Linked DNA regions of Homo sapiens: region 1 is linked to region 2. A link is a contact called in ENCODE Hi-C or POLR2A ChIA-PET data. All regions are on one chromosome and are shown on one strand. Each heading gives the region's core, a stretch centred on a gene start or an enhancer-like site at or near the end of the contact. The rest is flanking DNA. Distances are from core to core; before and after follow the strand shown. Region 1 holds the start of HACD3 (3-hydroxyacyl-CoA dehydratase 3). Region 2 holds the start of PLEKHO2 (pleckstrin homology domain containing O2).

Evidence for each region. A loop is a pair of places that touch in the nucleus more often than their neighbours do. ChIA-PET counts read pairs that join two places held with the same protein, here RNA polymerase II (POLR2A). Pooled maps may share reads with other maps.
Region 1: a pooled map shows a loop between it and region 2 (3-fold over the local background). The contact joins the promoter of HACD3 here to the promoter of PLEKHO2 in region 2. A Hi-C loop is called at or near these places in 1 of 50 pooled maps. POLR2A ChIA-PET finds 5 or more read pairs at or near these places in 2 of 52 experiments (MCF 10A and WTC11).

The regions. Positions count from the first base shown.
Region 1 is chr15:65,529,091-65,532,856 of GRCh38, forward strand. It overlaps HACD3 (3-hydroxyacyl-CoA dehydratase 3), which reads left to right and starts at 1,373. Exons shown (of 11, transcript NM_016395.4): 1 at 1,373-1,628. The coding sequence starts at 1,542. RefSeq lists an enhancer at 1-197 and a silencer at 1,236-1,455.
Region 2 is chr15:64,840,268-64,843,823 of GRCh38, forward strand. It overlaps PLEKHO2 (pleckstrin homology domain containing O2), which reads left to right and starts at 1,648. Exons shown (of 6, transcript NM_025201.5): 1 at 1,648-1,761. The coding sequence starts at 1,750. It also overlaps a transcript of LOC124903508 not described here. RefSeq lists silencers at 1,171-1,490, 1,501-1,940 and enhancers at 1,748-2,271, 2,304-2,855.

The sequences.
Region 1 (3,766 bases), core at 123-2,622, 690 kb after region 2:
CCCTCAGTTCCTATCATCATAAACTCTTTGTGAGCTCAGCACATTCATTATATGAAAACTCTCTATATTTTATTCTGTCCACTCTTGAGCTAAATGTTTCCAGAGAGCTAGCAGAATTTGTTTTCAGCGTTAGATCCCTCTGCTAAACAAACGGGTGCTAATAGAATCACTTTGCTAAATAAATGGGAGCTAACAGGATTGAATATGAGTTCCATTTTTGTCCCAGAGTTCTAGTTTTCATATAAATATTTCTTCCCATTAAATTCTTCTCTGCAGAAGAACTTGGGGATGAAACCCGATACAGACAAGACAGCTTAAGTAAGACATAAATGAGTGTTGTCTCTAGTTTGAGTTTCCTATTTTTTTGAGACAGTCTCCTGCACTGTCCAATAGAATAGCCACCAAAAATATGGATATTTAAGTTTAAATTAGAAGTGAATAAAGTTGGCCGGGCGCGGTGTCTCACGCCTATAATCTCAGCACTTTGGGAGGCCAAGGCGGGCGGATCACCTGAGGTCGGGAGTTCGAGACCAGCCTGACCAACATGGAGAAACCTCGTCTCTACTAAAAATACAAAATTAGCCGGTGGCGCATGCCTGTAATCCCAGCTACTCGGGAGGCTGAGGCAGGAGAATCACTTGAACCCGGGAGACAGAGGTTGCGGTGAGCCGAGATCGCGCCATTGCACTCCAGCCTGGGCAACAAGAGAGAAACTCCGTCTCAAAACAAAACAACAACAACAACAAAAAAAAAACAGAAGTGAGTAAAATTGAAAATTCGGTTATTCAGTTCAAGTACTCAAAAGCCTCATGTGGCTAGTGGCTACCGTATTAAAGAGCGCAATGTGCAATATTTCCATCATCACCTACAGTTTTATTGGGCAGCGCTGCCCTGGTCTTTATTTTCCCTTGTTGGAACGCTCTTCCACGCTGCTCCCACACCATGTCCCCTATCACCATTATTATCCTCATTTCATCTGTAATTACTTGCATCTTTTAATAGGCTGGGAGTTCTAAGACAGAAGGGACTGTGTCTCACTTCTGTTGTTCCAGTGTTTAGCTTTGAAACCCAGGCACACAGTAGGTACTCAGTAAACAGAATGCGAAGGACCGTCCAGAGACACCAGTCCCAAACCCTTTTCCAGGCTGATCGGTCCCCCATAAGTCTCCAGCCTTTTTTATTTTAAAGCTTATTTTAAAGCATGTCCCTGAAGACGAGTGGGGAGAGCAGACCACCCGCTGATTCCAATTCCCTAGGCGGCCGCGGCGAGCTGCGGCGTCTCTGTGCCCCGGCCTGCCCCTATCCCGCCTGCGCCCCGCCCCCGCCCGGCTCGCGCCAAGGCCCGCTGCTGGCGCCGCCGCCATCCCGGCGCGTCACTGCGCAGGCGCGGCCCGCGAGCGTGGGGTATCTCGAGGTGCCGGGTTGCAGGCGCTCAGGAGCGCTAGGGTTTGAGGCCTGCTTTCTGCTCGCGCCAGCAGAGCACTACCTGAGGCAGCGAGGCGCAGCGAGCCTAGCCTCCCCGCGCCCTGGGCAGTGTGGCCATGGAGAATCAGGTGTTGACGCCGCATGTCTACTGGGCTCAGCGACACCGCGAGCTATATCTGCGCGTGGAGCTGAGTGACGTACAGGTAAAGGCCGGGTCGGGCGGCGGGAAGCGCGCGGGATCGCGGCTCCGGGTACCCGCCAGGACCCCTGCCCCCTTTGTCCGCGTGCGCGCCGGAGAGCCTGCAGTGCGCCAACAAGGTCGGCGACGCGGTGCGCTTACGGCGTGCTGGCGCTTTTCGAGGCTCATCTGCAGATCTCGGGCCGGGGGCACAACCCCCCGAGGGCTGCAGGAACCTTCGGGTCCCCAGAGAGCTCGGCCTGGGCCTCTCAGGCTACCCCGGGCCTCTTCTTTGTTCGCAGTCGGCGGCCTTCATGGAGCCCAGGCCCGGCCCTGGCTGCCTGGCCGTCGGGGTTCGAGTTGGCTGGGGCCCTTCGAGATGTGGGATGAGCTTGTTGGGTCAGGGGTGCGGTTGTGACAGCGGCTTGCTGGGCCGTAGCTGAATGCCTGCCGCTGGCCTGAGAGGTCCAGCCAGGCCCCTCGGACGTTACTGAGGCTGGGCGCTGCCGGAGGTGGGGGAGGGGGAGGGGTGGGGGGCCACACCCACCTCGCAACCGTTCAGTGATGGAAATCATTCTCATTACTTTTAATTTTAAAATTCACAAGAGCTGGAGGAAGTGATTTCCCCCTCTGTTCTGAAGGTTGTGAGCTCAGGTTTGCTGAGTTGCACAGAGAACTTAAAAAGTTCTTAAGTTACATTAAGCATTTCTGTTTGAGCTCCTTGGCCCTTAATGTAAGCAAGCTGAAGGCACGTAGTAGTGGAGACTCCAGGACCTGTGTATCCTCATGTCTCTGTCCAAACTAAAGATTCTGGGCTTTGAGAAACTGGAATTTTCATTCTGGAAGGTTCTTTCTTTCTTTCTTTCTTTTTTTTTCTTTTCTTTTTTTTGAGACGGTGTTTCGCTCTTGTCGCCCAGGCTGGAGTGCAATGGCGCGATCTCGGCTCACCGCAACCTCTGCCTCCCGGGTTCAAGGGATTCTCCTGCCTCAGCCTCCCGAGTAGCTGGGATTATAGACGCGTGCCACCATGCCCGGCTAATTTTTGTATTTTTAGTAGCGACAGGGTTTCACCATGTTGGCCAGGCTGGTCTCGAACTTCTGACCTCAGGTGATCCACCCGTCTCGGCCTCCCAAAGTGCTGGGATTACAGGCATGAGCCACCGCGCCCAGCCTCTGGAAGGTTCTTTCTACAGTCATTCTTATTGGAAACTTCTCCTTAACATCTATGGCACTTTGTCATCTCTTTCACTCCATTTAACTCTCTCTGCCTCTGAACAGGCATCTGCTTGGATCACCCGTGGATCCGGTAAAATGTAGGTGCTTTCTGAGTGTCGACTTGAATTTATTGAATTTAATATAATCTTTGCTTCTGGAATATAAACAGTTTTCCTGTTGAAAGATGAAGACAGTAGTGGCCAGAATGCCTTTAAATAGGCTATGACATTGCATGGTGTGTCGTTTAATGTGTTCATCCAGACTGAGGCTATACTTTTGGGTCAGAGTATGAGTAAATGTTCTGTGCTGTCTCCCTCTACTGCTCCACGGTGGTTTAATAGAATAGGAAAAAACAAACAAAATCTTTTGTAGATGGGGATCAAAGTCCCCGTCTAGAGAGGGTTCTTCCAGCAGTCAATAAAAAAGTACGGAACAGGCCAGGTGCTGTGGCTCACGCCTGTAATGCCAACACTTTGGGAGGCCGAGGCGGGAGGATCACCTGAGGTCAGGAGTTCGACACCAGCCTGACCAACATGGAGAAACCCCATCTCTACTAAAAATACAAAATTAGCCGGGCATGGTGGTGCATGCGTGTAATTCACTATGTTGGCTACTCGGGAGGCTGAGGCAGGAGAATTGCTTGAACCCGGGAGGCGGAGGTTGCGGTGAGCTGAGATGGTGCCATTGCACTCCAGCCTGGGCAACAAGAGTGAAACTCTGTCTCAAAAAAAAAAAAAAAAAAGTAACCATCTAAAAATTTTTGGGGAAAAATAAATCATTTTTCCCCCTTATTGAGTTTTTGTTTTCTCTGGGGTTTCACATCTGTAGTTTTGAGGCACCCATATTTCAACTACCATTAGTTTAAAAGCATGATGTTACCCTCATAAAAGAGTGTTTACATGTGTTAGCAATCCTCTAACACATGTAAGGTAGTACAGATTTACAAAG
Region 2 (3,556 bases), core at 398-2,897:
CACTGCAACCTCCGCCTTTCGGGCTCAAGCGATTCTCCTGCCTCAGCCGCTCAAGTAGCTGGGATTACAGGGATGCACCACCTCGCCTGGCTAATTTTCTATTTTTAGTAGAGACGGGGTTTCTCCACGTTGGTCAGGTTGGTCTGAACTCCCGACCTCAGGTGATCAGCCTGCCTCAGCCTCCCAAAGTGCTGGGATTACAGGTGTGAGCCACCGCTCCCAGCTCTTTCTTTTCTTTCCTTCCTTCCCTCCGTCCTTCCTTCCTCTCTCCTTCCTTGTTTCTTTTCTTTCTTTCCTTCCTTCATTTCTCTTTCTTTTCTTTTTCTTTCTTTCCTTTTTTCCTTCCTTCCCTCCCTCCTTCCTCTCTCTCTCCTTCCTCTCTCTTTCTTTTCTATTCTTTCTTTTTCTTGACCAGTGTGATAATATCAGCCTCAATTTTCTTCATTCCTTTAGCTAAAGGATCCCAGGCCTAGGCATGAGGGAGAAGTGTACCTGCATCTCCTTCCCCCTTGGCCTGGGAGCCCCAGGCTGCCCTTTTCCGTACAGGGCTGGAAGTAGCCTGGGAGCCTGAGGGCTGGCAGAAGGCCGTGAAAGGGGAGCTTGGTCGCTGGCACAGCCGCTGCTATGGCAGCCAGAGCCGAAGAAGGTCACCATTGATCTCACATGCACTTAATTTTCCCTTCCTTGGCATGGGACGGGGTTGACCAGGAGAGCTAAGGGGGAGTATGCGTGTGTGTGTGAGAGGGGAGCGGTGCTGCAGGCTGCGATGCAGCCAGTTACTTTCTCTCTCTGGGCCTCAGTTTCTCCAATGTAAAATGAGGGCGCATGGTATAACTAAAATCATTACTCTCTGCTGGTCCCCACACTCCCACTCTCCAGTAAGGCTGTCAGGGCTGCAAGCTCACCGCGGGATCGGGGGGATGGTCGACCCTCAGATACGGGAGGGATTGAGCGATGCCCAAGGAGAGCAGGAGAACACTGCGCTTGGAGACCCCTGAGAGCCAGGGGCGGGCCGCCCCCTAAAGGGACCCCGGAGTCCCGACTCTCAGCTCCAGCTCTTCCTGTGACACCACCCTCCGGACAGAGACCCAAGCTCCAGGCCCGGCCCCGCCCAGAGGTTCCAGGGAGAAGACCAGGCCACCGCCCACTGCCCGGCGTCGGGGAGGAAAGAGGAGGAGCCTCTGTGTGCCCACATCTCTGGCCGCCCAGGGCAGCTCGGCTCGGTCTCGCAACCCCAGCCCACTGGTTCGGGAGACCTCAAAGGCTCCACCGCCAGCGCCCCCAGCGCTCACTGTGTGCGCCCCACCCCAGCCCTGCCTGCGCGCCGCTCCCGCCACCCTCGCCTCAGTCTCTGGGCCGGAAGCCCCCTCTCCTCCCCCGCCGCAGCCCCCTCCTAGTCCCTCTCCCTCCGCCGATGCGGGAAACCTTCTCCGCCCCGTCCCGCCCTCTTCCTCCAGTTGCATCTCCGCCCGGCTCCTCCGTCCAGTCTCCAACCCAGGCCCCGCCCCTCCCCACCCATTTCCCGCCCTGGGCCGGGCCCCCGGCCCCACCGCCCCCTCCCCGGCCCCGCCCCGGCCCCCGGAAGCCTCACCCCGCCCCCGGCCCCGCCCCCCCGAAGTTTCTTGGGCCCCCGGCAGCCGGCGGGACAGAACGCGGAGAGTCGCCGCCTGGCCGGGCGTAGACGCGGTGGCAGAGCCCGCGCGGCGCTGGAAGCGAGTGGCGGAGCGGCGGGACCTCGGCGGACTCGCCATGGAGGAGGAGGTGAGGGCGGGGCCCGGCGGGGCGTTGGGCTGGGGTCCTCGAGCCCCTCACGGGGATTGCGGTCCTGGGCTCAGGCCCTCGTTCCTGCCCGCCCCACTCCCGCCAGTCTCACCTCAGGAAGAGCCTGGGCAAATGGGGCAGGGGCGAGGGGCTGGATCCATATCGGGGACTTCGCAGACCGCGTCCTCCTTCATTCTCGCTGACTTTCTCACCAGTTGTGGGGCGTCGTGGTTGTTACCGTTCCCATTGGATTGACCAGGAGACTGAGACTCCAGCGAGATTGATGACTTGCTGAAAGTGGCCTGGGTGACTGGGCTCGAACCCCGATTACCGTGGTCGGATCCTGACTCTCTCTCTCTCTCTGTGTGTGTGTGTGTGTGTGTGTGTGTGTGTGTCGGATCCTGACTGTGTGTGTGTGTGTATGTGTGTGTTGGGGGGTTCCTGTCTCAAGGATCGGATCCTGACTCTGTGTGTGTGTGTATGTGTGTGTTGGGGGGTTCCTGTCTCAAGGATGTGACCATGCTTTGGTGGCAGGAGGATTGGAGAAGTTGCTTTTTTCTCCCTTGTATAAGTCTCTGTATCTTTTCCCCCACTCTCTCCCCGCTCCACATCCATCTGAGCAGCTAGCTGTAGGGAAGGAATCGGGAGTCCGGCCCACCTAGGGTCTGATCTTAGTCCCTGCCTTCCCCACCCGAGGGCTGGACCAACTGTGTCCCTGGAGCCTCCTTCTAACCACTCAAAACACTCTTGGCCTGGGATTGGGTCTTGCCCCTGCCCCTGCCCTTTACTTGCAAACTCAGTTCTGCCAGCAGCCGCTTTATCCGAGGGTCCAGCACGCAGCAAGCACTTAATATATGCCTGTGGAATGATTAAGTTAAAATGAGGGGCCTGTTGGGTCTAGAGGAAGGTGAATTTGTTTCTTATCCCCTGAGGGGGTCCCAGCTTCAGCCCCTCTCAGCCCAAGGGAAGGGGCATGTCTTTGCCTCCTTGGATGGGGAGGAAAGATGAAGTTCTCTGCCTTGGGGGAACCCTGGCCAGCTGGGAAGCCCTGAGTGGACCGGACTGCCTGTGTCCCTTCAGTGCCCACCTCCCACTTTTCCAGGGCCATGGATAGGAGCAGCTAGTGGTCCGTCAGGGCTCCCTCTAGGCCAGGCCCTGCCTTTCTGTGGGATGGTAGATAAGTCACTTCCCCTCTCAGCCTTCATTTCCTCTTCTACAAAATATAGTGCCTGTCCTCCTCATACTCCTGGCCTGACAGTGGCCGGTTCTCTCAGTGGGTGAAGGTAGGGGGCAAAGTCAGGCCTCTGTGATTTGCTGCGGTTTCTTTCTGGCTGTTAGGTGGGGCTGCCATCTGCCTGCCCCAGGCCCCTGCTGCAAGGGCTGGGCTCTCTGGCCAGGGCCCCTCCCCTGCTCCCAGAGGATGTGGGTCAGGATTACTCCATCTCCTGATCTGCGCTGGCCCCTGATTAAGGGAAGTTCTCCGGACACCTCCTGGGCCCGGCTCAGCTCTGTACACCCTTGGTCCTGAATCTCTCACATTGTCACTTTCTTTTCTTTTTTTTTTTTTTTGAGACGGAGTTTCGCTCTTGTTGCCCAGGCTGGAGTGCAGTGGCGAGATATTGGCTCACCGCAACCGCCACCTCCTGGGTTCAAGCAATTCTCCTGCCTCAGCCTCCTGAATAGCTGGGATTACAGGCATGCACCACCACGCCTGGCTAATTTTGTATTTTTAGTAGACATGGGGTTTCTCCATGTTGGTCAGGCTGGTCTCGAACTCCTGACCTCAGGTGATCCG